Regions from separate parts of the Homo sapiens genome. Here regions 1 and 2 are each linked to region 3. Evidence: chromatin loops called from intact Hi-C (ENCODE). Cell type or tissue: endothelial cell of umbilical vein. All regions are shown on one strand. Each heading gives the region's core, and the rest is flanking DNA. Links, peaks and the distances in the headings are about the cores only.

The links. A loop is a pair of places that touch in the nucleus more often than their neighbours do. Peaks named below come from ENCODE experiments on the same cell type or tissue, not always from the same donor. Only the 100,000 strongest peaks of a DNase experiment are listed, where the experiment ranks them.
Region 1: a loop joins it to region 3, with 2.8 times the contacts of the local background. A loop is called at or near these places in 13 of 110 quality-filtered maps.
Region 2: it touches region 3 in a loop (2.6-fold over the local background); 47 of 110 quality-filtered maps call a loop at or near these places.

Annotation. Positions count from the first base shown.
Region 1 is chr14:90,612,262-90,620,261 of GRCh38, reverse strand. TTC7B (tetratricopeptide repeat domain 7B) reads left to right here. Exons shown (of 20, transcript NM_001010854.2): 16 at 2,217-2,333. Among named protein-coding and RNA genes, the nearest start is that of TTC7B-AS1, 26 kb to the left of the region's middle. RefSeq lists a silencer at 3,063-3,357 and an enhancer at 4,704-5,225. In endothelial cell of umbilical vein, for the core only: no CTCF peak of the experiment used is centred there; DNase peaks (open chromatin) are centred at 3,191, 3,781, 4,371 and 7,261; H3K4me3 peaks cover 378 bases; H3K27ac peaks cover 4,502 bases.
Region 2 is chr14:90,296,033-90,306,954 of GRCh38, reverse strand. NRDE2 (NRDE-2, necessary for RNA interference, domain containing) reads left to right here. Exons shown (of 14, transcript NM_017970.4): 5 at 2,573-3,020; 6 at 3,830-4,235; 7 at 5,583-5,716; 8 at 8,575-8,695. Among named protein-coding and RNA genes, the nearest start is that of NRDE2, 30 kb to the left of the region's middle. RefSeq lists a silencer at 3,856-4,150. In endothelial cell of umbilical vein, for the core only: a CTCF peak has its summit at 5,179 (motif pointing left); a DNase peak (open chromatin) is centred at 5,174.
Region 3 is chr14:90,377,132-90,387,691 of GRCh38, reverse strand. No RefSeq gene overlaps it. Among named protein-coding and RNA genes, the nearest start is that of CALM1, 15 kb to the left of the region's middle. RefSeq lists enhancers at 3,316-3,465, 4,006-4,225, 4,256-4,325, 3,837-4,363, 4,446-4,745 and 2 more. In endothelial cell of umbilical vein, for the core only: no CTCF peak of the experiment used is centred there; DNase peaks (open chromatin) are centred at 3,271, 3,431, 4,361 and 4,891; H3K4me3 peaks cover 1,960 bases; H3K27ac peaks cover 2,453 bases; H3K27me3 peaks cover 193 bases.

The DNA of each region.
Region 1 (8,000 bases), core at 1-8,000, 230 kb before region 3:
CCTATTCTCACATCTAGCCTCGCTCTTTATGCTCATCTGCTTGTAGATCAGAGACTACATTCCTCCCTTTACCTGGCCCTCGTCCCATCATTCCAGGCTTCTGCAAGCCCAGGCATGGGGAGGCTGCAGCCGTGGCCCCACTGGGAGCACCGCACCGCCCTGGACTTCCTATGTTCCATTTGGAGGGGTCGCTGGGGGCGCTTGGTGTGAACCCATCCTGAGCTTGGGCAGTGATGGGTTAGGACCACTTTCATTCCACCTCTCACACATGAAAAAGAGACTTTCCTCCTCTAAGGTACCTTTGAATGAGGACATCACATCATGCAGGGTGAAGGAATTCTCCTGGATGTCCAGCTGAAATCTCTAAAATGCCTTGCTTTATAGAAAAAGTAGTCAGTGAGTAAATGCTGATTTAAGGCCCATCAAACTCAGAGCACAATTCTTGGAACTGGAGGTGAGGCTACAGAGAGGCAGAGAGAGATGTCAGGGCTCTTGTCCTCAGGAAGAAAATCACATCCAGAAAACAACCAAAGGGCACCAGAGCTTCAGTTTCCATATCTGTTGAAGAGTGTTAGACACCACCTGCCTTGACAGCTTCTTCCAAGGACATTGACAGCGTGTGAAGTGCCAAACACAAGGCCTGGCACGTGGGATGCCTTCGGTCAGCAGGAGCTCCTCCCTCTCTTTTTCTTCTTTTTATTATTAACAACAAATGCCAGCTAATATGGCACATACTGAGTAGAGAAGATAAGGGGTTAAAACTTGAAGACTTACTTATTTAAGTGGGGTTTTGGCTGGGTTTGGGAAGAATTAAAGAAAGATGTGCATGAGTAGAAGTTGAAGTTGGGGACGTGGCATGTGTAGCCATAGAGTTGTGCCAGAAAAGTAGCATTTGGCCTATGAATTACATTGGCAGAAGTAAAGGGTCCAATCGGATGAGACAGTGAAAGAAGAGTGGCTAGTTGGTGGAGTGCCTTAAACGATGAGATACAGAATTTTGACTTATTATTACAGACAGTATAAGTAAGGGATCATTGTAGTTTCTCGAGGTGAGAACAAAAATGATTTTTGGGGGCTGGGAGCGGTGGCTCATGCCTATAATCCCAGCACTTTGGGAGGATCACGAGGTCAGGAGCTCAAGACCAGTCTAGCCAACATGGTGAAACCCCACCTCTACTAAAAATACAAAAATTAGCCGGACGTGGTGGCGGATGCCTGTAATCCCAGCTACTCAGGAGGCTGAGGCAGGAGAATCACTTGAACCTAGGAGGTAGAGGTTGCAGTGAGCCAAGACCGTGCCACTGCACTCTAGCCTGGGTGACAGAGCAAGACTCCGTCTTGGGGAAAAGAATGATTTTTGGAGATCTTTATAATAAGATGTGTGAGAGCGGGTAAGTCAGGGGACAGGAAGAACACCAGGAAGGAAGCTGGGCTCATACTGGGACTTTTACTAGGATAGTGGTGACAAGTCCAGGGGCCAGGAGAGCTGATGTCTACAGGTACCTAGGCTGATGTCGGCAGAGAAACATAAGTAGAATCTGGAAATGGCATTACCCTGTGGGGCCACGAAAGAGAGAACATTCTGAGCTTAGTGCCCAGAAGGTCTGGATGGAGGGTGGAGTAGTTGATGGTAACAAAAATACAGAAGAGAGACCTAGGTGATTGCGGAACGAGCCCTAGGCCCTCAGTAGCAGGAATGGGAAGACACAGGAGCTGAGGGCCTATGCCGGAGGCTGCCCTTCTTCATGGGACTTCCGTTCAGGCTTTCGAAGCTCACACGACGGTGAGCATCATTGTGGAGGGTTATCTGTAGATATTTATATCAACTGAGTCAAATCTCCTGTGTAATTCTGTAAATAAACCAAGGTTCGCTTTTAATGAGTTTTTGAGGTTTCACAAATAAATTGGTTTGGTTCTAAAAAGCATGCTTTTAATAAATTCCCTGTGTTCTGAATAAAATTGGCCACTCTAATGCTTTCAGCCTGACCACAAATAGTCACATCGTGCTTGCATTTGCGTTAGTGGTGAGACTTGTGCAAAGCAACACCTTGAGCCAGGAGTTCTGGAATCCCGCTTTCCTTGGACCACACATGTGGATGTTCCCTTTCTGAAATGAGTACAGCTGCTTCTGGGTCTAAGCCCACCACTTGTCTTGCTGGGATGGGGACTCTGTGGCTTGAGCCGTGGTGTTTTCTCCCTTTGTCTCCCCACTGCAGACTACTGTTTTCCAAAGTGAAGTTGCAGTCACTCTGCCGAGGCCCGGACGAGGCACTGCTGACTTGTAAGCACATGCTGCAGATATGGAAATCCTGCTACAACCTCACCAACCCCAGGTAAGAGGCCAGCAGGGCCTGCTTTGCGTGGCTTTTGCATGGGTCCCTGCCTATCAGTGCCTTCTCTGATTGGCATTTAGCAGGCATTAACTCTGTCACCCCTGTGCACCTCCAGGCCCCCACAAGTGGCAGATGATAGCAGTGGAGCTTCACACTCCATGTTTAAGGGGCTGTTTTCCCAGTGGCTGATGAAGCCTCCAGATCCTGGGTTTCTTTTGCTTTCACTGCCATAGTGACCCACTGGACTCAGTTCACAATGGATCTCTATCCAGTTTCTCTCTAACACCCGTTTACCTAACTCCTTTGACCAGTCTTATCTTTCTGGTAATTTATGTATAGACCAGTCATTTATGTGGTCCAGATGGGGTTCCTGCAGCAATATTTAAAAGACCTGCACAGACATCAGGCCGCATGCTACTAAGAAGAGAAGTGGCTATTGGCATAAAATATCACTGTGAAAAAGTTAAAATCATGATGCATACGACTATCAAACACATGTCAAAGATTTTATTTACCTTATTAACTAATGCAGGAACCAGGAAAATGTTAAGACCTATTCACAGAAGAGTTTGAAGAACAGATACTCATAGGCAGGAATGCTGAAATGATTTGCAAGTAGATACAAAAACAACATCCTATAAGATGATGAAAGATATCGTTTGGGGTTCTTTACTGCAGGGTGACATCAGTTGTCTCTCCCCCAAACAAAATTCACTTGCTTTATTATCAGTTTTCCGCGGGTTAATTTCTACCCCTACAGAGCTGTAAAGTAGCTCCGTCAATGGGAAGTGAGTCAACGGTGCCTGCCCTTTAGAGTCAGATAACCCGGGGAAGGTCTGCTGGTCAACCCCCAGCATTCCACGGACAGACACCCACCTATTTGCCCATTTCCAAGTCTTGCACAGTTTTCCCTTGCATATGTTTAGATTACTAAGTGAAGGAAGTCATTTAATGAGAAGGGATGTAATGATTCAAGTGAATTCACACAACTGCTCCAATACTCAGAGTATTTTTTACTTTCCTAGTAAGGTGTCTGGTCAGCTGATATCATGCTTTTAAGAGTCAGGGGCCTAAAAATATGTCACCTAAAATATAAATGAGTACGAAGGGTGAGGCGGGCAGTGGGCTGGTGGCCGTGGTCTGCAGAGACCAGCAGGGAGGGAGGGCTACGGAGGCAGCAGAACAGAGATGGGGTTCCCTGTGAGATTGTTTTACAAATGTTTCTGCAGTTAAAAAAAAATGTTCAAAGTCAGGGCCCTGTTAAGGGGATGGACCCCCTGGAAACTGATAGACAGACCCGTGACCCCAGGCCCTGCGGGCAGTGCACCTGGAAGGAAGAGAGCTCTGCCTGGAAAGCCATGAGCTGTCCAGCCCCTGCCCTGCCCACCGCCAGGCAGCCCCAGCCCCCACCTCCCCCCCAGCTGGAAGTCCCCTTCCCAAGCACAGGAACAGCGGCGCGGCGCTGTGCTGCTGGGCGCACCCGCCCTTCGCTTGGTGAAAGGTAATCATGAGACTGGCCTCTTCCCTTTTGTGGATATGTTCTCAAAATAAAGATCATTTTAATTTTTTTAAAATTCTACATTTCTAAGTCTGGAAGCAAAAATAGAAACTGTCCATATTTATCTCCCCTGAAAGCCCCCACTCCTGGCCTATGAAATCTTCAGGATTTGGGGGAGTCTGCCTCCGAACCAGCTAGCAGGAGATGCTGCCCAGGCAGGTTGCCTCGGCGCCGGAGCGCTTTCCTTTGCCTGTACCCCCTTTAGAAATGAAAAAATAAACCCATCAGCTTCGTGTTGCCAATTTCCCCTCAGTTCCCCACACCTCTCCCACCTCCCCACATTCCCTCCCACTTAGCAACCAAGAATATTGAATGTGAGGAGAAAAAAATAGCAGAATTGGAAAGCTTTTTAAAAATACTTAACCAAATGCCTGGGCTGTGTCCATACTTCCTCCATTTCCTGAAGGTTCCTTCAGGGCCAGAGTGGGGAGGACCCTGGCTCCAGGCAGTGTCTGGTGGGGACTGGCGGATGGGGTGGGCGGTAGAGGCCCCAGTGGTCACTCAGAATTCCCCCTCCGGCTCCCCGCAAAGCCTGGAGGGAGGAGTGGTGAATTGAGCAGCCCTTATTAAGGAGCATCCTGTCTGGTTTTTTAACTTGATTTTCTCTGGGATAGAAATAAATGTTTCTCCTGTAGCCCTTATCATTATGTAAATGTAGTCATCCCCGCCAGCCTGCTCGGTAAGAGGTGACCCTGGCAACAGCATAAAGCCTGAAGGAAGGGCTGTGTCTTTCAGGGGACAGCACACCTTGCAACACTCCCGAGTGGGGCCGCAGTGGCTCCAGCAGCCTAGAGGCTGGGATCAGGGCATACAGTGTTTTAGAGGAAGGTGGAACTACATGAACAAGCGCCTAAGAATCATGGCTTCTTTAAAATAAAATGAAAACTGAGCAGAAAGCATTTTGGCAGACAGCATTTGGCTTCTCCCCGGAGCTGGTCTGTGCTGACTTCCCGGCTTCCTTGCTTCTGAGCATGCTGGGTTGTAATGGGCCCCCTGCTCTATCTGCCAGTTTCCCAGTCTTCCCACCCCCTTCCAGATCCACCCCAGGCTCTGCACAGGCCTCCAGGGCAGTAAGATGAGGAAGACGTGGGCAGTAGCAGGGAGTGAGTGGCCAAATTGAGAATAGACCCTAGCTTCATATTCTCAGCAACCCGTTCCCTCTTCTCGATTTTTGCTTAAAGGGGGAAAAAAATTACACTGAGCTAGTCACTAAACTGAGCATTGGAAAACTTGCAAATAGTGTTCCACCTGCAGTTGGAGATGCGTCTCTTGCTGTGAGCAAAATGGTGGGTGGCATTCTCTTACATTTGGCGAGGTGTTTGTCATTTCAGAAGCCTGGATTCTATTTCTCTCGGTCTGCAGTTTTGCTTGCATTTAGGATAGAAATCTGTCTCATGCTTTGTCTTCTGTCACTGGGTGAAGTGTAAGGCTCCCTCAGTCCTTGTGCATATTGACCCAGCCACTCAAGACAGTGTGAATTCTGACCAGAATCTCACCAGAAGGTCCCAGCAGGCTCCCTGAACTGAATCTCACAGCATTTCAGCCAGGGATGGTAATAACCACGTTTATTGAAACTTCTCCATGCCAGCACTGTACTAGGCCACTGATGTGTTATCTTCAATCCCTACATTAGCCTTGCAAGATAGCTACCGTTACTTCCATTTTACAGAAAATAAAATTGAAGCTAAAAGTGGCTAAATAACTTGCCCAAGTTTTTCCAATTGAATATGTAGCAGAACAGTGATTCAGCCCCAGGCCTAACATCAATGCTCTCTCCACACTGGCATGCTGCCTCTCTTGAGCTGACAACCAGTTTCTTTTCATTTTTTATTGTTAACCAATTCTTTCCCCCTCTTGTCACTGCTACTAGACCCATCTCCATCATGTACCCATGAGGTGACATCTCCAGGTGATTCAAAGTCCTGTTTCAGTTACTTGCCAACAAACAGCATTTAAACACACACATACTCACATTCACATTTCTTTGCTCTAACCTCAGTTAGGAGTCAGAGATCCCATTTCATCCTTACAGTCACCAGCATTTGGGTGGAGCTTTTCTTTTTATAAAGCATGTCCTCATTCTATCTTTGAAGCAGCTCCATAAAATGGGCCAAGGTCGTGTGATCTCATACCCATTTTACTGATGAGACAACTGAGGCTCCGGGATATTGGGAGCTTACCTTGACTCTTATCATCCAGGCCTAAGAGACCTGGAGAAAAACAGAAGTTCCTCTCTCATCTGCCCCTGTTCTGGTTTCCTAGCCGAGGCCCTTCTTTTAGGTGCAATATTTACTGTGTGCCAGGCACTATTCCAGGAGCTGGGAAGAGGCTCAGCTGAGACAAGAGCTCCAGGGTTCTGACTCCAAGCCCGCCCCACCACCACCAAGCCTCTCGTGTTTAACCTCTGTGGAAGATAGAGGATTTCCAAGAGAGGCTTCTAATAGCCGGTATAACTTTAACTCTCATGACAATTCAGTGATAATAGGGAATAGAAGTCCCTGCATGTGCGCATCTACGCATGTGGGCATCTCCCGCTTACATACCATGGATCTGGGGTCCTTCCAGTTTCCTTTCGCTCTACTACAACACTCACCAGGAATGGTTTTCTCTCCCTTCCTGCCTCCCTCCTTGGGAAGTGCTCCTGGCAGCCTAAGGGCCCGGCAGAGAAGAGGTGAGGTGACTGGGCTATGAGGAGGAAATGGGTGGTTCACAGAAGTGCCTGAGCAGATGTGTCCCAGAGGGAGAGAGGAAGGTGACTTTCCAGCTTGCCTGAGAGACTGTCCAGAGTGAGCAAGTTAGGGAGACTCAGGGTTGCTCAAGGCCTCTCCTTGCCCCTTGTCCTGTATTCTAGGAGTCAAATGTAAATCTTGATTGGTAAAGACTCTATACCATGTAAATGAAGAACTAAAAATTGCTTCAAGCATCCAGTAAAATTCTCAATCGGTCACAAATACCTAATTATTTTTAATTTTTTTTTTTTGAGACAGTCTTGCTCTGTCGCCCAGGCTGGAGTGCCATGGCATGATCATAGCTCACTACAGTCTGTCTCCCAGGCTCAAGCCATCCTCTTGCCTCAGCCTCTCAGATAGCTGGGGTCACAGGTGCATGCCGCCAAGCCTGGCTAATTTTTTTATTTTAATAAAGATGAAGTCTTGCTATGTTGCCCAGGCTGATCTTGAACTCCTGAGCTCAAGCTATCCTCCTGCCTCAGCCTCCCAAAGTGCTGAGATGACAGGCATGAACCATTGTGCCCAGCCCTAATATTTTTAGAGAGAAAACATTGAATGTGGAAACAAAAGCATCTCTATGTTGAATAGTTGATTGTTGCGTACACACTGTTTTCCAAAGGAAGTAAGGCAGACACACTAAGGATGTAACTGAACGCTGTTTCCCAGCTGGTGGAGGGAACGTGGATCCTGTGCCATTGTCAGGGGGTGAGGTTCAAAATTCAGATGATGGTTTGTTTGGGGTTTCTAACATTTTAACTCAGCTTCCCCATACCTCCTACAATTGCACCAGAAGCCTAGGGATAAGTTGGCTATAGGAATTGGCTGGCCATATTAACCTCAGATGTGTGTTGTAGGTATGTGGTTTTATACACACCTGGCATGTACCTAGAAGTTGTAAGTCTTCAGAGTGCTCCATCTATGTGACCTTATGTCATCCTCACACAGTTCTGTGTAGGACAACAATCCTTATCTTCATCTGATCAGGGAAGTCAGTGAGGCACAGGGAAAGCTGTCTTGCCCAAAGTGACCTCCTCATTAGTGACAGCACCAAAACATGGTGAGATGAGAGGCCTGGAAGATGAGAATGTCTGAAACAAACCTCAGATTTGGACCACCAGAAACCCAGGCAAATCCTTCCTTTGCAATGCCGATACCTCATCGTGTGTCTTGGAATCCCCAAGGTGGTGAATAATATGTCATCGTTTCACTGTATTTTGAGATAAATCTTCTGAAAAACTCCTAAGTGGAGGGGCATTGCAATATTCAGATAATTTGTACTTAGTAGTATTTATGTGAAAAATGCTACCTGGACAGACCTGCGCCAGAAATATTCAGTGTTGTGATGAGTGAAAATTTGCATGTACTTTTATGTTGTCTTCT
Region 2 (10,922 bases), core at 1,255-9,254, 82 kb after region 3:
TGTATATTTTTTGTGAGACTAATGAGGAATCAATACTATTAAAAGAGGATAAAGGAGAACAAAACTAGCTTTTTAACTTAAAGTTTGTTCCTTAGGGAATGGCAGCCTTGTTTAGAACTACATTAGTGCTATTTTTTTTTTTTTTGAGACCAAGTCTCACTCTGTTGCCCAGGCTGGAGAGCAGTGGCTTGAGCCCGGCTCACTGCAACCTCTGCCTCCTGGGTTCAAGTGATTCTCCTGCCTCAGCCTCCCAAGTAGCTGGGATTACAGTCGTGTGCCACCACGCCCAGCTAATTTTGTATAGTTAGTAGAGACGGGGTTTCACCATGTTAGCCAGACCGATCTCAAACTCCCGACCTCTGGTGATCCACCCGCCTCAGCCTCCCAAAGTGCTGGGATTACAGGCATAAGCCACCACACCCGGCCTACATTAGTGCTATTTTATCTCATCACACCTTTGTTAAGGTTGTTTTTGACTCATAAATGGAATGGCAAGAGACTGTCATGAGATAGTCTGAAAGAATTGGGAGGGAGGCTAGATAAAAGGTTTGAGAGAGAATATTTATGTCTGTGTGAGAAAATAGTCCCCTACAGTGGAATTTGCTGTGTTTGGTCAGTGAGGAGGGCAGAGGCACTTAGAGAGGGGACCTGTTGACCGCAGAGAAGCCACAGAGGTGAGGGAGAGAGCCCGGCCCTGAACCAAGGTGAAGTGGAGCGGAGCTTCCTGGGAGCTGACAGAAGATGAAGGCAGTTCTCCCCTGCCTTTTTCTCCCCACGGCATTTCCGGTTTTATTAGGAAAAAATTTTAATATACAGCAAAAGTTGAAAGATTTTTACAGTGAATGCTCGTATAACTGCCCCCTACATCTACCATTAACTTTGTATCCATTAAGTTTGTATTGTACTTGTTTTGTCATATGTGTCCATCCATCAGCCCATCCTATTTTTTTGATGCATTTCAAAGTAAACTGCAGATCAATAAACAACCCCCTAAATACTTCAGCATGTGTATTATTAACTAGAGGTCAATATTTATTTAGTTTTATTCCTTTAATTGAAAATTTACATGCAATGTAATGCACAAAGCTTCATTCTCACCCGAACCTCTGTTAAAATGTGAAATATTACTCTGACCGCCAGAAGTTTCCTCGTGCTCTTTTCTGGTAAGTCTGTACCCCATTCTCCCAGAGGCAATCACCGTTCTTACTTGTTTCCACCCTCAATTCGTTTTTACCTGTTCTAAAATGCATGTAAGTGGAATTATACAGTGTGTACTCTTTTGTATCTGGCTTCTGGCTTCTTTCACTCAGTGTAATGTTTTTGAGATCATCCGTCCATAAGGCACTTACCAGTAGCTCCTTTTTACTGCTGGTAGTATTCCATTGTATGGCTGTACCTCTGTTTACTTATCCATCTTCTATTGATGGACACGTGGACTCTTTCAGTGTTTGGCTGTTAGGAATAAAGCTGCCGAGAGCATTTGTGCTCATGTCTTTGTGTAGACATGTGCTTTCCTTTTTCTTGGGTAAATATGTAGGAATAGAATTGCTGGGTCATAGGTTAGGTCTGTGTTGAATTTTTTAAGAAACAGCCAGATCTTTTCCCAAAGTGATTATACCAGTTTACATTCCCGCTGACAGCGGATGAGAGTCCTGGTTACTCCACAGGTTACTCACCAACATTTGGTGTTGTCAGCCTTTTAAATATTAACACTGTTCTAGTTGGTGTGTGGGGTACCTCATTGTGGTTTTAATTTGCATGTCCTTGTTGACTAAGGATGTTGAGTTGTTTTTTTTTTTATGTGCTTATTGGCTATTCATGTCTTCTTTTGTGGAATTTCAGTTCAGATCTTTTGCCCGTTTTTAAAATTGAATTGTTTGCTAACATACATACAGAAAAATGTACAATTTTCCTTAGCTTTTGCCTGTGCAAATATTCAGTAGTCATGTGTTTGTTAACTCTGGGGACGCCTACATGTTCCATAAAAGCGTTTTAGAACCCAACCTCTTTTCCTCTAGAGTAGAAAATAACCAAATGTAATTTCATTTGACATACTTTGTTTCAGGATTAAAAAAAGAATCTTAGGCCTATATGTTATCTTCTTAAGTAGGGACACAGGAAAATATTGAGAAAACAGGACTGGTCTAGGAAACAGATGATCCAGGTTCCCAGGCCTCAGTGTCCTTATTTAGGAACAGTTAAGAGAAGGGATGATAATTTTTGCCTTGCCTGTCACATATGGCTGTGATGATCAAATGACATAATGTGTGTGACAGTTCTTTACAAGGCTCCAGGAAAATAGAAATTACTAAGATCTAGAAGACAGGCATGATCTTAAATTCATGAGATGTTAAAGAAGAGTTGAAGTGTTATAGGAAGAAGTCAAGCCAGGCAGAAAGAAAGTTAATTACTAGTCCTTGTGTATCTCCAAATAGAAACAATCTGAAGGTGAGGTGAATTTGGTTATATGCAGTGAACCTGCATAACGAGAGTTTAGGTCTAATGCGCCTTTAGTCATTCAGAGGTAGTACACGTATTCCCTCAGTAACTTTTTTTCTTTTTCTAATATCAGATACAAGAGGAAAGGAGACTCCTGCCTTGGCATTAACCCTAAGAAGCAGTGCATATCTTGGGAAGGGACTTCCACAGAGAAGAAGCATTCACGCAAGCAGGTTGAACGCTATTTTACTAAGAAGAGTGTGGGATTAATGAACATCGATGGAGTTGCCATTAGCAGTAAAACTGAACCTCCCTCATCTGAGCCCATCTCCTTTATACCAGTGAAGGACTTGGAAGATGCGGCTCCTGTTACAACCTGGTTGAATCCTCTGGGGATTTATGATCAGTCAACCACACATTGGCTACAAGGACAGGGTCCTCCAGAGCAGGAATCAAAGCAGCCAGACGCACAGCCAGACAGCGAGAGTGCGGCTCTCAAGGCCAAGGTGGAGGAGTTTAACAGGAGGGTGCGGGAGAATCCTCGGGATACGCAGCTGTGGATGGCATTTGTTGCTTTTCAGGTATGTGTTGCCATCCCAATTCTCTTACCTTAGAAGGACATTCCTGATTTTGGGCAAACTGATGGACTGTGCAGCAATTTTTGAGCAAATGAGGAAATTTGACACTGGGCATACAAAGATTATTAGAATAGAGCCTTTGCCCTGAGCTCGCTCAAAGTCCAATGAGGAAAATGGACATGCGAAGAATAAGTGCACCCTGGGGTAGTAAATGCTGTAATGTATAACTTGGGAGTGGAGTGAGGGAATGGCTTGTGTTGAGGGAGGAGAAAGAGCTACCAAGGAGAAGGTGAAGTTCAACACAATCTTGAAAGAAGAGATGTTCACCAGGTAGGGAGAGGCATTCCTGAAGTACAAACAGAACAGGCAGAGCTCACGGAATTGTGAAAGAGAGAGGGCTGTTCAGTGTATTACCCAGTTAGAGCCATGCATTCTCTTTCGAAAACTTGTAGGTTTGTCTGAATCCCTAATTTTGAACCACTCATACAATTACCATATTTTGTGCCACATTTGGCCCTTTTATTGGTAAGGTCTGCTCTTCAGAAAAGACTTTCAAGGCATTGTATGCTAGTCATTGATGCAGAAATCAAAGCTTAAAATGGCAGAGAGTGGATAATTAAGTGATAAATACAAGATCAAACATATCAGGTGACACAAGCACTTTAGGATCCAGGTTTTCTTTAAAAGAAATAGTGGCAAACTGGTGGTTTAAGAAAGTCCCTAGGGGGTGGTAAGAAAATCAGTAAGCATTGTTGAAACTCAGGATCTCCCAGGTCCATTTGCATTTGTAAATTGGTGTTTTTGTTGTTGAGGACGAGGTCATGAAAAGTCCTGGCCTGTATGCCATCGAGGAAGGAGAGCAGGAAAAGCGAAAGAGGTCCCTGAAGCTCATTCTGGAGAAGAAGCTGGCCATTCTGGAGCGGGCCATTGAGAGCAACCAGAGCAGTGTGGATCTGAAACTGGCCAAGCTGAAGCTCTGCACAGAGTTCTGGGAGCCCTCCACTCTGGTCAAAGAGTGGCAGAAACTGATATTTTTGCATCCCAATAATACAGCCCTTTGGCAGAAATACCTTTTATTTTGCCAGAGCCAGTTTAGTACCTTTTCGATATCAAAAATTCACAGTCTTTATGGAAAATGCTTGAGCACTTTGTCTGCTGTTAAGGACGGCAGCATCTTATCTCACCCTGCGTTGCCTGGCACGGAAGAGGCCATGTTTGGTAAGGAGATAACCAGATCCAGTTACGTGGGAGGAGTTAGACTTTCTTTTGGCTTTACTTGAAAATGAAGATCTATTTTTGATTTATTCTAGAAAAAGTCTAAATTGTTTGATAGAACTGATTTTTTTAAAAAAGTATTACGACTCTTTTTGATAACAAATTTGCCCCCAGCTCCCAGGGCAGGTGGGGGCAATAGGGCCAGTAGAGTTAAGATATCACTGGACAAGGTTCTGCTGATTAGCCAAGTAAACATAGGCAAGTCTCTTAACTGCTTTGGCAGTCGGTGGCCTTATCTGTCGAGATGCATGTACCTGTCTCACCCAATTGTAGGGTCCCAGGCAGTAATGTCCGTGAGATGCCCTGACTGGGAACCACTGCATAAATAGAAGTTTTGGGTATTATTATGCTGTTAACATTTTTGGTGTGTCCTGAAGGAACCTGGAACATTAATTTTGACAGTAATGAGATGTTGGAGGCTGCATGTTATGCAGAGCCAGAGAGTATCACTTTTGACCTTGAATCCTGAAGGGTTTGCCCTTCACTGGCTCTCTTGTGTCCTTGGGCAGGTCCTCTTTGAGCCCCAGTTTCTCCATCAGCAACAATACTATAAACCTGCTTTACAGGACTGTGTTGCACAGTAAACGAGATAATCCATGGCGAGTCTAGCTCAGTGTCCGGCACAGAGCAGGCATTTATTTGATCACAACCCCTGTTATTGAGTATTAATTACTGTTGGCATCTAAAGATAGAAATACATTGCTCTCAAAATATAAGCATTTATCACACTGACACAGAGTCTTGAATTTGTCACTGTATGTGATCTACACAAATAGCTTAGTGTTATTTAGTAGCTGGAATTGTACCAAAAGTAAGATGAACTGGAATGTTCAGACATGGAACCTTGATTTGTTTACAGCCGACTCTGAACATAGGATGAAAGTTGCTGGTGAGTAATGCCATCTAGTGATCAACTGAATACAGCTCTTTGCTTTCTGATAAAAATCTGCTACGCCATCCTTTTTCTATAATTTTTCTTGTGATAATGAGCTGTGATTATTTGATAGCATTCAGACCAACCTCTTGACTTATTTTTATGTACTATATATAGTTTTTGTTGTTAATATTTGTGTTCTGTGATGCTTTCATACAAAAATTAGAACAAACATACTTGGATTATAATACTGTGTGAGACGCTTTAAATCAAGACATGTATCACAGCTTTGTAAATTAATAGTGATTGCAGGTGAAAGGTGTTCTCAATGTGTTAATTGCCTGTTTTGAGAAGTTAGGTTCTTTCCCTTTAACGGTATCAACCAGGCTTCTTCCCCTTTGCCCTCCTGTTCGCAGCACTCTTTCTTCAGCAGTGCCACTTTCTGCGGCAGGCTGGCCACTCTGAGAAGGCCATCTCATTGTTCCAGGCCATGGTGGACTTCACCTTCTTCAAACCCGACAGCGTGAAAGATCTGCCTACCAAAGGACAGGTACCCAGCTCTGCTCGCCTCATCTCTCTCTTCCTGGCTCTTTCTCTGGAGGGAGAGGGGGAAGGTGTGGATAATGAGAGGTGGTGTGGATAATGAGAGGTGGTGTGGTAGTGTTTTTAAAATATCATATCCTCCTTTATATCAGTCTGCTGAGGAGGAATTCTCAGAAATAGTCCAGTGATCTGAGGAAAGTTTTGTAATGAAAATGGTGAGATGTGGATAGGTAAAGAAGCTTCCCCCTCCTTCACAACATAAAGGCTCTCTGAGGACTCACCCTCCCACCCTGCCTGCCTGCCTGCCTGCCTGTGTTCCTCCTTTCCTTTTCCTTTCCCTGCCCCCTTCCCCTCCCCTTCCTCCTCCCCTCCCCTCCTCCCCCCCATCCCCTTTCTGCCTTTGTTTAAATGCTGATTGGCTCCCCTAGTCAGGGAAACAGTTGTCATGCCATTTTAAACCTTGTATTACTCTCTTCCACCCTTACACATTCTAGTTTGGGTCTTGCATCACTTCCTCAGTTAACCTTCTAAGTACCCACAATCTTCGCTAGAGTTGCAAATGAAATTACACAGAGATACCTTGTCAACAGTGATCCTTATTGGGGAAGGGTTAATCCTTTAGATGACAAGCGAGCATTGCCAATGTTTGAGATAAATGAAGATAAGTGAAGAAATAAAGAATTTTTATAGAGCTATGTATATAAGAAAATGTATCTTTTCCCTTTTTCCACTAAATAAAACTCAGTTTTCTACTCTGTAAAGATGTCTAGTGGAAGATAAATAGAATATATGAGTTTATGGTGAACATTCAAAAGTGTTTCTTGAGAGGCCAAGGCCTCCGTCATGTGGGAGTTTCATGAATTGCCAGTAAAGACCATTTTTATCATGATGCTACCTCTAGAAAAAATTGGATTAAAGAATTATACCAGTTAAATTGCTATAATCAATCATTAATAAACCATATAACAGAGTAATTTTAAGACATGCTGTGAGATTTTAAGAATAGGCTGTACTACAGAAGTGATTCTCAGCTGACTCTAAGGAACCTTGTGGGTCAGGATCAGAATTTCTCTCACCCCCTCCCCCTGCCCCTTTCCTAAGACCCTCTGTGATAAGAACAGAGTGATGGGTGGAGGGTTCTGCCTACAAATGTGACCCATCGAAGACCACTGCTCTAAAGTGTTGGGAGACCCCGATCCTCGTGCTTGAGGTTTTAAACACGAATAGCACATGTGATTCCAAAGCATTTACATGACAACTTTGGAATAAAGTTTCTTATTTACTAATATTCCATATTGCTTTTATAACTGAGAGACGTTGTTACCGTGAACACAGTAGCGTGATTTAACACAGGCAGGTCTGATATTACTGGTCTGCGTTTCTGTGGAATAAACAAATAGATTATACTCATTTATCACACTATTTAAAAAAAATTTTTTTTCTTAAGTAAACTTTCTTTCTTCACTCTTACAAGAGCCAGACCTCTAAAGAGGGAGCGTAGTCGTCCTGGTTCCCCTTTCTGAGGATGACTGACGTGTCAGGACGTTTGCCCTGCCCTGACGTGACTCTCCTGGAGGCAATACTCCTCCAGGCGTGTGTGGCATTGCCCAGGGCTCAGGCTAGATAATCCTGTGGCTCATGGCCCATGCTGTGCCCACTGGAAGCCTGCTTGTCCTCTTCAAAAGGTTTCTTACAAAAGCTTTCACTGAGTAGGTTATTGGCTCACTTTCACAGTCCTGTTTCCAGTTGATAACATGATCACGTTTCTGTTCATTGCTGTGTTCACATTCTGTTCCATAGGGAAAGATTTATTGCCAGTGAGCTGCTTACCACACACCTAATGCTCGAATGAATGAGGGAGGTGCTAATGGGGCCAGGCTTTAAAATGCAGACCTTTAGGCTGGGCGCGGTGGTTTAGGCTTGTAATCCCAGCACTTTGGGAGGCTAAGGTGGGCAGAGCACCTGAGGTCAGGAGTTGGAGACCAGCCTGACCAACGTGGAGAAACCCTGTTTCTACTAAAAAAACACAAAATTAGCTGGGTGTGGTGGCTCATGCCTGTAATCCCAGCTACTCGGGAGGCTGAGGTAGGAGAATTGCTTGAGCCCGGGGAGGTGGAGGTTGCAGTGAGCCAAGATCACACCACTGCACTCCAGCCTGGGCAACAAGAGCGAGACTCTGTCTCAAAAATAAAAATAAAAAATGCAGACCTTTTTACTCCCTGGTCGCCTGCCTTGTTCAGATCTGTGCCAACAAGCGTTTATTGAGTCCCTGCTAGGCAGTAAGTATTGTGCCAGGTGTTAGGAATATATAGTTACTTAAGATATGGTTGTGTCACGTAGCTCATGGTCTGTCTTGTTGGAACCTTCCTCTCAAAATATCTTGAAAGCGGCATGACTTTAGGAATTAGCTCGGGGGTCCAGTGATACTAGGTGAACTGGCAGTGCCACTGTCCCTGGTTAGACTGGCCTGGCAGGATAAGAACTAGGAAACTACTCCCTTCCTACCCATCTGGAGACCCTTCTTGCTGAACCTCAGCTGGTCTTTTTGTAACCTAATCCCGGGAGTGACCCCCCATCACTTTTGCCATATTTTGTGTGTTGGAATCACTAGGTCCAGCTCACATGCGAGTGTGAAAACCACAAGGCAGAGGTAGGGTCATGGGGGCTATCTTGGAAGCTGCCTGCCACGCTAGATAGATCTTTTTTCTATCTTGGGGTGTGTAGCATGTATCTACTTCAAAGACTGATGGCAAACATGATTTCAAGGATCATAAGCTTCTCTTATATCCACCAGCGCGGATTTTGCCCACTGACTCAGCAGTTTTATACAAGTGAGGTCTAACGTCCATTCTAAAATCTGAACAGGTGGAATTCTTTGAACCCTTTTGGGACAGTGGAGAGCCCCGGGCTGGGGAGAAGGGAGCCCGAGGCTGGAAGGCGTGGATGCACCAGCAGGAACGAGGTGGCTGGGTGGTCATCAACCCAGGTAAGTCACCTCTCATTGAAGACGTGTACTTCTGTTTCTTCTGGAATTTGTTTTTACATCCTCATGATTATTTATCTGCTTAAGCTATTTATCAGTAGCTTCAGAATATTGCACAAACATCAAAATGTCAAAAATGTTAAGTAGATGTCATGGGTTCCCCTTAGAAGTTTTAAAGCAGTGGACTTATTCCTTCAGTACATAATGCTTTGAGGATTTGAAAGTTTCTGTAATTTCCCTTTTTCCTTTTATAGGCTGCAACTGAAGAAGGAATCTTGTTAATAACTGCCCCAATCCTCATTCTTTTTTTTTTTTTTTTTTTGAGACAGAATCTCGCTCTGTCACCCAGGCTGGAGTGCAGTGGCAGGATCTCAGCTCACTGCAACCTCTGCCTCCTGGGTTCAAGCAATTCTCATGCGTCAGGCTCCTGAGTAGCTGGGATTACAGGCTTCTGCCACCATGCCCAGCTAATTTTTGTATTTTTGGTAGAGATAGGGTCGCCATGTTGGCCAGGCTGGTCTCTCTGGTCTCAAACACCTGACCTCCAGCGATCTGCCTGCCTCAGCCTCCCAAAGTGCTGGGATTACAGGTGTGAGCCACCACGCCCGACCCCATTCTTTTTTAGTGTGTATTTCAGACAGTCTTTTTGTTATCCTGTCAGTGTACAGACCAACAGATACTTTGAAAAATACCTTTTTAGGACTATTATAAAGTAATTATTACCTAGCATTTACATAACTGTCACTCTAAATGACCCCCAAATACTTTCCAGATTTATACTCTAATACAGAGCTGCCCAATAGAAATATAATGTGAGCCTCTTGTGTAATTTCAAATTTTCTAGTGGCCACATTAAAAAAGTAAAAAGGAACAGATGATGTTAATTTTGATAGTGTATTTTACTTAATCTAGTATATCAAAACATTTCAGTATGTAATTAGTATTTTAAAATTATTAACCAGAGATTCAGATGCCAATTGCATGCTTTAAAAAGAAAAAAAATTATTAACTAGGTATTTTGCATTCTTTTTTTAGTACTCTTTGAAATCTGGTGTGTATTTTACACTTTTAGCAAATCTCAGTTCAGACTAGCTACTTTTCTTTTTTTTCTTTTTTTTTTTTTTGAGACAGAGTCTTGGTCTGTTGCCCAGGCTGGAGTGTAGTGGCTCGATCTTGGCTCACTGCAACCTCCGCCTCCCAGGTTCAAGGGATTCTTGTGCCTCAGCCTCCCAAGTAGCTGGGATTACAGGTATGCACCACCACGCCCTCCTAATTTTGTATTTTTAGTAGAGACAAGGTTTCACTGTATTGGTCCAGGCTGGTCTGGAACCTCTGACCTCAAGTAATCCGCCCACCTCTACCTCCCAAAGTGCTGGGATTTCCGATGTGAGCCACCGCACCCAGCCCAGACTAGCTACTTTTCAAGTGCTTGATAGCCACATATTAATGGTGACGTATTGGACAGCACAACTCTAAGACATTCAGGAACTGCTTCACTCCCCGAAAGGCAGTTCCAGCATAGAGAGAGATCTGCCAGGCAGATGATGATTTCGTTGAAAGTTCTATAGGGAAAGAGTGATGGACAAGGACTCAGGAGATTGACTCCTTGCCTAGGCTCAGTGAGCCTCTTCTCACAGGTGTGACCTTTCTTTGTTTATTCATTTGCACCATGAAAACTTTGGATTAGGTATTGTCTTGCACGACAGTTCAGAGCTCCGGGCCAGGGAGCATCTCTATTACCACTAAGAAGCGAGAGGGGCCCTTCAGGTGTTTTGGGGTAACTCTCCTCTGGGCAGTGCTGTCAGGCAGTGATCATGCCTCACTTGGGGCTGTCAGAGTCTCAGCTGTTTAGATTTCCCTGGAGTGTTCTTTTCCAAAAAGAATGAGAACTATTCATCAGGCTGACCAGTGGTTTTATGTATGAAGAAAAACAGCCTGCATGAAACGGAAGTAGGTATTGCACTCAGCCACTGAGTCTGCAAGACCGCATAAGCAAAGGCCAAAAAAACAGAAGTCTGATTAGTAACTCTCCTCTCTGAGTGACTGACTTAGCATGGGTCTGTGTTTTTAGGCTTAGTTTTTTTGTTTTTTGGTTTTGTTTGGTTTTTGTTAGAGAGCGAGCCCATTACAATGCATAGTATCTGTTACACGGTTTGCTGTGTTCTGCATTTCTGTGACAATAAAGTTTTCATAGCAGTGTCCACAGACTAATTTTACTTCTGATAAGTTT
Region 3 (10,560 bases), core at 1-8,000:
TTTATTAGCACTTTGCAACACCCTAAAAATACCTCAGAACTTTATGAAATAATTAGAATTGTGCAGCCACATTCCTTTTTATGCATCACTCATCTAAAAAAATAAGCTTCTCTGAGCTCTTCTGGGAATAAGAAAGGGAAATGCTGCTAGCCTAAAGAAGACAGAAGAAATTATGATACAGTTTCACAAGGGGAAAGTGTCAGCAATTTAAATGAAGGTCAAAGATTTAAGGCAAGCGGTTTAGATAAGGCCTAGCACAGAGAACAATTCAGAACAGCCAGTCCCTAAATGGATAACAAAGTCCAAAGCAAAGCCTCCCAAGATTTTCCACAGTCACTTGGAAGCCCTGTGAATGATAACATTCCTCTACTCCCCTTATTATGATTGTTCTTTGATTAAAATGTTTTCAAAGGTCAAAGGAAAGAGCAGTCTAAAAGCCTGCTCTTTCCCTAACTAGTCCCTTCTCGGGACTTAGTTTTCTTATCTGGAAAATGTAAAAGTTAGACCAGATGGACTTTCTCTGGTTCTTCCCAGATTTAGAATTTCATGATTCTAAATATTCTTGCTTGTGAATTTTGTGAGGAACTTGTGCGGAATTCCCTAGTAACCAGGAGACTCTTAGAGATGTGGATGTATATACATCTGAGGTCACAGTGGACTTGTCTCAAGAGTTACAACTTTTTAGAAGTGTTAAAAATCTGCCTGGCATGGCAGCTCACGCCTGTAATCACAGCCCTTTGGGAGGCCAAGACGGGTGGATCACTTGAGGCTAGGAGTTCGAGACCAGCCTGACCAACGTGGTGAAACTCCATCTCTACAAAAAATACAAAAATTAGCTAGGTGTGGTGGCACACGCCTGTAGTCCCAGCTACTCCAGAGGCTGAGGCACGAGAATCACTTGAACCCGGAAGGCAGAGATTGCAGTGAGCCAAGATCACGCCACTGCACTCCAGCCTGAGTGACAGAATGAGACTATCTCAAAAAAAAAAAAAAAAATGTTAAGAATCATTATAGAATTCTGACTTTGTCAAATGGTACTCATATAAAATACTTAGGACAGACTAGACCATGCCTACTCAGATTGACTGATCGATTGTGACATTTACTTCCAAAAATTGCCCCCACCAAAAAAAAAGGAAGGACAAAAAAGAAAAAAATCCAAGGCCGGGTAGAAGACATCATCTCTTTCCAAAGACCAGAAAAGCAACAATAGATCAGGAAAGTGAGCAATTTTGTTTGAGTGAGTCAGATAGGTTTTTTAAAAGTCATTTTCTTCTAAATCCTTGTATTCTTCAAAGAATGTAACAGAATACATACAAAGGAGAGCTTGGAGATAAGCCCTGATATTTAAGATCATTAGTGTTCCATAATGATATTTCTTTAATTTAAAAATAAAAAATGGAGACAACTCAACCAGAGGAAAAAAAAATTGTGTTGAAAAAAGAAACCGAACCTTCTACATTGTAGATACTCCATAAATATTGGTTGATTTCTTTTTTGAGACAGGGTCCTACTCTGTCACCCAGGCTGGAGTGCAGTGGTGCGATCATAGCTCACTGCAGCCTCAAACTCCTGGCCTTTGGTGATCCTGCCACCTTAGGCTCCCAATTAGCTGGGACCATAAGTGCGCACCACCACGCCCGGCTAATTTTTGTTATTTTTTGTAGAGACAGGGTCTCCCTATATTGCTCAAGCTGGTCTCGAACCCCTGGGCTCAAGTGATCTGCCCACCTTAGCCTCCCAAAGTGCTGGGATTACTGGTGTAAGCCACTGCATCCGGCCTTTGATTGATTTTCTTGGGACTCAAAGACCCTTTCAAATCCAGATTCTTCTACTATTGTCCTAATTACTGTTCATTCATTCCTTCAGTAAATCTTTATCTAGAAATGTAAGGGAAATTCACTAGGCACAGACAATATCATGATGAATCGAATAGGCCTTGTCCTTAAGGAGTTCACAATTTAGTGAGCTCATTTGCTGACGACTAAAAAGCAAGTTTTACATGTACTAGGATTGAAGTAATAAGCCTCAAGGAATATTTTGTGGCACACCAATTCACATTTAGATAAATGTAGTTCAGGCTTCCTGGTAAGCCTAACTTCTCTGTAAAACTGGGACCCTTTCCTCTGGAAGTATAATAAATATTGGGAAGACTGAATATAAAAATAAACATATAAGCAACTTGTACAATGTCAAGCATTATACACAGAAACAGATAAGCCTAAGTATAATGACATAATGAAGTTATGGTCCAATTTCTCCACAGTGGAATCATATACTAGAGCTGGAAGGGAATCTGGAAATTCTCTAATCCAATCCTCAAATTCTACATACTAGAAAACTGAGGTCCCAGTCAGGCGCGGTGGCTCACGCCTGTAATTCCAGCACTTTGGGAGGCTGAGGCGGGCGGATCACCTGAGGTTGGGAGTTCAAGACCAGCCTGACCAACATGGTGAAACATGCCTGTAATCCCAGGTACTTGGGAGGCTGAGGCAGGAGAATCGCTTGAACCTGGGAGGTGGAGGTGGAGTGAGCCGAGATCGCGCCACTGCACTCCAGCCTGGCGACAGAGCGAATCTCCGTCTCAAACAAACAAACAAAAAGAAAACTGAGGTCCCAAGAACACAGGAAAGGAACTTACTCAAGAATTCTCAATTTGTTATTGGCACAGTTAGATCTCTTTTTTCACATCAGGATCTGGCTTGCTACAAAGAAGTCACAGAACATGTTTCCTATACCATATAAATTGCAAAAGAAACATGTCGTATTGTTTTTGGGGCAGGTATTTTTACAGTGAAATGCTCATTTGGAAGTTCCAATATATTTGCTCACTTGGCAAACATCTTTGGGAATGACTACTAACCGCCTACAGAAAGAAAACCACAGCTTTTCTCCTTTTTGAAGAAGACTTTGAGTAAAAGTTTAAGAAGCAATAAACAGCAACTGACAAGTATAGCCTTAGATCAAAGAACCTTCACTTGACTACAGCGCAGACACCACTACTGGTTGTAAAACCTCAGGAAAAACCATTAGTAACACAATCTTAGAAACAGGATGTGAATATAGTTCAATCACAAAGATCAGACATCCAAGCCACCTTGTGCCAAAGTCACAGATAGATGTTTGGAGGTTACACGAAACAGCAGTTTTAAGAAATCCACACGATTTAATTTTCTTAGCTAGCCTCTTGGAACAGTGACAATAACCAAGTAATGTTTCTTCTCTACTTTTTCTGTAGGCCACTGACTGAAAATTCTGCTCAAAGAAAACAATTCTCTTCATTCCCAGGTCTGCCTTCCAGTTCCCCCAAATGCTTGAGCCATCTCACGACTACAGCTTCAGCTCTGGAAGACGCAGTGTTACTGTGTGTGGTAGAGAAACACAGGCTTGGGAGACAGCCAGCCTGGGTAGCTTCTATTCTGTGCTGTGCTACTAAATTGCTGTGCGACGTTAGGCGTGTCAATCGACCTTCTTGAGTGTCAGATTTTTCACGGCACTGAGGGCTGAGAGGTACCTTCTGGCACGACACAGACCATGGCAGCGGATGTGGCCCATGGGAGAGGTTATCTCCCCGGTCCTTCGCCTCTACCTAGGAGGGCCTTCCCCACAGAAGCAATAAGGGGCTTAAGGGAAAGGAGGCCAGGAGCTTCCCCTCGGTTTACCCGGCCAGCGAGGGCCAAGCAGCGGCTCTCGGCTCCTAGAGCGCTGCGCGCTCCCAGGCGGGCTCCTGGCCGCGTTCACTCCGCAGCCTCTGCAGCTCCAACGCAGCTGAAAACCCGAGCCCAGCGGGCCCCTCCTGCCGCAGGGGATAAGGAAACCTTAGGAAGGAAATGGAAACGGGCCCTTGTAGAAACAAAGTGCCCATGAGGGTGCTTCTCGGGTGGCCGGGCCCTGAGTTCCAAAACAGGAAGGGTCGGCTCGGTGGCAGTTCGAGTGCGGGTTTCGAGCTCAGGGGCGTTTATCTCATTTCTGCGGCGCCAACTGTTTTCACAAAACGCGAAGGACGAACGGCAAAGAGCAAGGGGACAGGCGAGGCTAGTTCAGGTGGCCCTATGGAGGGCCACGGGCCGCAGCACGGGTATTTGGTATTATTTTTCAGTCAAGTTTCTGTCTCGGGGGAACCACCGCCCGTCAAGCGGAGAGGAAGAGCAAGCCGCACGCCCAAGCCTTTGGAGCGCTCGCGGGCGGGGCGAGGCAAGGGCGAGGGCACTATATCTCCCAGCGGAGGAGCACACGGCGGTGTCGTCACACACGCACCGGAACGCGGTCTGTAGCCGGTTGCTTAGTTGGCGCTGCTGAGGCTTCTTTCCTCGTTCAGTTTGACAAGGACGCTCTGATAGGCCGGCGCGACCCTGCAGTGGTTGGCCGAAAAGAGCCGCGCCGTCTGATTGGTCGCGCTGCACCTGCAATGCGTCAAGCCGCGAAGGGCGTGGAGGGCTCCGCGTGAATGGTCGTGGCCGGCAGGGTAGCCTGCGGCCTTCGGAGTGAGCGGCTCCGCCTATGGCCGCCATCTTTACTAGTGGCAGCGCGGACAGCCCCGGACGGAAGGGGTCTTGGCGGCGCTCTTTGGCCAGTAGAAATAGGCTCTGCGCCCGAGTTTTGTTTGGGGTTTCCTTTTCCTCTACGGCGGGTCGTTTTGTTTTTCCCAGGTCCTAGGGATGTGGTGGGGGTAGAAAGCGAGGCCCCGGGGCTCGGGGCAGAGCTCAGGGTCTGAGGAAGGGTTTAACTACCGTTGTAATGAAACCGCTTGATTTGCGTTCTGTGGGCTCGGGCAGTGGGGTGCGATTTGATTCCATTTCTCCCAGCAGAAATGAGATTTGCTGCCTGGGCATCTTGCTGGAGCCGGAGAGCCGTTCTGGAAAACTCTCCCGAATACGTCATGGTTGTTGCTCACGCTGTGCGCGGTCCCGTCGGCACAGAATGCGTTTTTGCTTTTGAGAGCTGTAAATCAAACAGCCGCGCTGGAAACTATTTCTCAGCTCCAGAGGCGGTCGCCTGCAGAGGCAAAACTCAGCTTGCCTGACAGACGTGCCACGAGACGTTGGCTGAAAATTATTTTGATCATACCAACTAACTTGTCTTTTTTAGGCAAATGTTGTTTGTGTGCGCATCCGGTTTTCATTCGTCTCTGATGTCCAACCCCGCAAAAAAAGAGTGGGGGAGGGGGAGGAAAGGAAAAAACCTCTTACTGTATCAAAAGTGGTCGTTGTTTAGGACTCACCCTCCCTTCAGTGGATATGGGTGAAAAATTAAAGACATGTTCCGTGGATGAATTAGAGATCGGGGAAATGGAAAAGGTCGTGGTTGTCTCAGTTTAGCGGGTGGGGATATCTTTTGTTGGTTTATTTGAACTGCGTAGGTGCAAATTCGGTGGATTGTGGATATCCAAAGGTGAATTCTGGATATCCAAAGGTGAATTCTGGAGCTGCTTGGGTGTGGGTGTTGCCATGGCGACAGGAGGAGGTAGCTGGTGAATTGCAGGGTCAATAAACCTGGCAGGGCCAGGCCCCTTAAGTGTATGGAGCATTAGTAGTACGTTACTACCGTGGTTTATCTATCCTGGCTTTCACCATTCCATCCCCGGCCAAGATTCCTGGATCGATCAATGCAGGCACACTCGGGCATGTTGATTTTCTGTATTGATTAATACAGGTATACTCACTACCGTGTGTAGATTTTCTGATTAGATGCTGCATCTGGGAGCATAGTTTTTGTACCATTTGCCATACATTTTGATTTGCAGATTATTGCTGTTCTTGCTTAATCTTACTGGTTTTGGACATTTATGTATTGGCTTTTTTGCCTTTTCCCTTAGGTCAGCCGACACCTTACCTTAGGGTACCTTGTGCTTAAAATTAACACTTCATATTATTGTAAATCAGTGTAATGTCAAAGCACTGAGTTCCTGGGCATGGCAATAGAAAGAAACTTGCAGCTTTGCATAATCTCCGTGTAGCAACAGCCACTCTTGTCTCTGTACAGAGCACACAGTGTCTCAGTGTTCTTTGACAGCTGCAGTGCTAGGAGCCGGCCACTTTGCTTGCTGGGTGAGGTAAAGCGGAGTAATAAATCTTGCAGAGACTCGGTTTCTGTGATATGAAGAGAATCCAAGCTACCTCATGGAGTTCTTGTGAGGATTGCATGATATGTGAATGTGCCAGAACTGTATAAATTGTAGAACTGTTGACATAATGATATGCAGTTACTAATGGATTTGTTGAGTCTGACCTTATGAGAGGAAGATTTTCCTTCAGGATTTTCCATCTCATGGGAAGAACAGATGGACAAAACTCAGATCTAAAAGAAACCTTAAATAGCATAGTTTTGTAATGTAGATAGTATTATTATAGCCTTATTAGCATACAGTGCCAGATTTGAGGGGCGCTTAGGATGATGAGCTCATCGTAGTTTGCTTGGATTTTCCTGGTTTTAGCATTGAATGTGTCCTGGAAAACCCCTCTGTCCCAGGCAAACCAGGACAGTTGGTCACCCCTGGACTCTTTTCAATGCTGAGAGATGGGAGGAGGAACAGAATGAGAAATGCAGATTCCTACTGTATAGAGATGATTCAGGTTCCCTGCAGCTGAAGGCGACTGGACATAAGAAATCAGATGTCCTCTTATGAAATAAGGGTGGGCTGCCACCTGAAACTCGACACATCCAAAGTCAAACTGAGAACTTTTTCCATTTTTACTACTCTTCCTTCCCTCAGTCCCCACACATTGTTGGGTTTTTTTTTTTAATTTTTTTTTATTTTTAATGTTTTAAAGTTTTCCTATTTAATTGTAGTCTTTGTTTCTGGTAAAGACATTACCAGACTTTTAGGCCCTTAGAGTGAAGAAATTATTTTTTATGCCATGGATCCCTTTGCCAATTTGATGAAGTCCGGTGCCGTTGGTGTGTTGCCTGTATTCGTAATTGAAGGCATGCTACATTTAACTTAGAGGTTAATGAAAATAAAGATGTTCTATTTTTCTGTCCAAGTTTATGGACCCCTCCTAAGTTCTCTCCGTAGACTCCAGGTTGAGAACACCTGCTTCCTCTCCATCACCCCCCATTGAAGTTCTCTTTCCACTCTGTCTCCTTTCACATCTTGCCTCTTTGCATTCTCACTGCCACCACTGTAGTTCAAGATACCGTCACTGTCTTCCTGACTATTGTGAAAGTCTCTAACTATTGGTCTTTGCCTTAGTCCATTCCTGATACTGTAACAAAATACCACAGGCTGGGTAATTTATAAACAACAGAAATTTATTTCTCACAGCTGTGGAGGCTGGGAAGTTGAAGATCAAGGCACTGGTATATTTGGTGTCTGGTGAGGGCTTGGTCTCTGCTTCCAGGATGGCACCTTGCTGCAGCATCCTCACGTGGCAGAAGGCAGACGGGTGAAAGGGGATAAATGCTGTGTTCTCACGTGAGTGAAGAGCTGGAAGGGCCAAGCAGCTCTCTGATGCCTCTCTTATAGGGCCATTAGTCCCACTCACGAAGGTGGAGCCTTTATGACTTAATCACTTCCCCAAAAGCCCTAGTTCCTAATACCATCACCTTGGGGTTTAAGTTCTAACATATGAATTTTGGAAGGACACATACATGCAAACTAATGGTCTCATCCCTAGTTCCATTGTATGCCCAGCTGATAGTCATTTTCCTAAAACATACATCTTACTATGTCATTTCCCTGCTCAAAAGCCTCAGTAGCTTCCCATGGCCTCAAAATTGAGTCCAAATGCATTTAGGAGCTCCTTCAGGGCCCTCCATAATCTGCCTTTTCAGTCCTAACAACCTGCCACCGAAATTTTAGTCATACAAATTGTTCTTCAGTTGTGCATTTCTCTCTCCACCTTTATTCATGTCGCTCCCTTGGCCTAGATTGCCGATTTCCATCTTTTCTGCCCAACACAGTTCTAATATCCTTAAAGGTTTACTTCAAATGTGAAGGCAACTGAAATAAACTCTTCCTCCACTGGGCTCCCTCAGCACTTTATTTCACTGTCTTCTGTTACCACGTTCTACTTTCATAATGGGTATTTGTACCAATTGTGAGTGTGACCCTGGGCCATGAGTATGTAAAAATGTAACAAACGTGAACCTTGGTTTTTAAAGGACTTATATTTTAGGTTGGGAGATAATGTGAACCTAAATAACACTTTTTCAAGATAGGAGAAAATAACAAGTATTTCAGGAGTCCAGAGAGAGTTTGCTCTGCTAGAGGGATCAGAGCCTTGTGGGGGAAGGTGGCATCTTCAGCACCCCATATGGATGTACATAGAGAAGGCATTCCACACACACAACACCAGGAAAAAAGTCAAAGAGGCTGAAAGAGCAGGGTGTGTTGGGGAAGGGGAAGAAGTTTAGTCTGTTATTAACGAGCATCATGAACGACCAAGCTGGTATCAAGTTTGTTAAGGCCAGATAGGGAATGGCTACACATTCCAGGCAAGAAGATAAGACTATCCTGTATGCATGGAATCCACTGAAGAGTTTTGAAAAGAAACTGACAAAACTCAAAGGTGATTTAAGAATATCAAATGTGTTAGCAAGCAATGAGTTGAAAAAGGGGGAAAAAATAAAAGAATACCAAATATGGCCAGGTGCCACAGCTCACGCCTGTCTGTAATGCCAGTACTTTGGGAGGTGGAGGTGGGTGGATTGCTTGAGCCCATGGGTTTGGGACTAGCCTTGGCAACATGTCAAAACCCCTTCTCTACAAAAAATACCCCTCCCAAAAAAAAGAAAAAGAAAAGAAAAATTAGCTGAGCGTGGTGGCGCATGCCTGTGGACCCAGCTACACAGGAAGCTAAGGCAAGAGGCTCACTTAAGCCTGGTAGGTCGAGGCTGCAGTGACCTGTGATCATGCCACTACATTCCAGCCTGCGTGACAGAGCAAGACCCTGTCTCAAAATAAAATAAAATAAAATAAAAAGCCAAATGTGTTAGCAAAGTGCAAGGTGAATTTTTTCTTTTCTTTTTTTTTTTTTTTTTTTTTTTGAGACAGAGTCACGCTCTGTCGCCCAGGCTGGAGTGGTGCGGTCTCAGCTCATTGCAACCTCTGCCTCCCAGGTTCAAGCGATTTTTGTGCCTCAGCCTTCCCAGTAGCTGGGATTACAGGTGTGCATTACCACACCCAGCTAATTTTTCGTATTTTTGGTAGAGACAAGATTTCAACACATTGACCAGGCTGGTCTCTAACTCCTGGCCTCAAGTTGATCCACCGGCCTAGACCTCCCAAAGCGCTGGTATTACAGGCATGAGCCACCACGCCCAGCCACGTGGTGAATTTTACAAAGGACTATAGATAGGGAGACTAGTGAAGGCAGTAATAAGAATAATAGCAAATACTTATTGAGCACTTACAGTATGCCATCCAATATTTTTACTTGCAGTATCTCATTTATTGCTCACAAAAACCTTGTTATTTACTCCTTTTCACAAATAAGGAACTTTAGGCTTACAAAGGATAAATAACTTGTCCAGGTTCATCCAGAGCTGGAAGTTGAACTCATTTTCTGGTTTGTAGTACTCAGCCCCTAAGTTAATTATGATCTGAAAGTGGTTGCAGTGGGTTTAGGGAAGGAGAAGATGTAAGAAATGATAACTTTTGTAAGTGATAGTATTTTTGTTTTGCTTGTTTTTTTAGAGACAGGGTCTGACTGTCGCACGGGCTGGAGTGCAGTGGCATGATCATAGCTACTGCAGCCACAAACTCCTGGGCTCAAGCTATCCTTCCACCTCAGCCTCCTGAGTAGCTAGTACTATAGGCATTAGCCACTATGCCCGGCTAATTATTTTAATTTTTTAATTTTAATTATTATTAAAATTTTTGATTTTAATTATTTTGTAGAGATAGTGTCTCACTATGTTTCCCAGGTTGGTCTGGAACTCCTGGGCTCAAGCAGTCCTCCCGCCTCGGCCACCCAAAATGCTGGGATTTCAGGCATGAGCCACTATGCCTGGTAATATTTTTGTACTCTATATTTGAGGTGAAGAATGAAAAAACAACAAATATCACCATAGTTGGACTAAATTCCTGGGCTTTTTTCCCCCAGTAATGGCCTCATCACATATTTCCTAGATACTTTTCTATAGTAAAAAAATAAGATACCAGTAAGCAAAATATGTTGCTGCAGATATGCCTCACTTTAAGAAAAGTCATAATAGCAAAATGGGGAAAGAGTTTAGATACCAGTTGGATTTGGCCTTCTGCTGGAACTTCTTAGAAGCCTCACAGAAGGAAGTGGCAGCACCACTGGCTTGGAGGTGTACTTTTATGCTTTCAAATATTCCCACTGGGGACATTTCCCAAATATAAACTGGAATTTTTCAAGGCATTTGCCTCTGGGTAAAGATCTTTCTTGGGCTAATACCTGTTTCAAAATCTATAATGGGACCAGGTGCGGGGTGGCTTATGCCTGTAATCCCAGCACTTTGGGAGGCCAAGGCGAGTGGATCATCTGAGGTCAGGAGTTCAAGACCACCCTGGCCAACATGGCGAAATCCCATCTCTACTAAAAATACAAAAAAATAACTGGGCGTGGTGGCACATGCCTGTAGTCCCAGCTA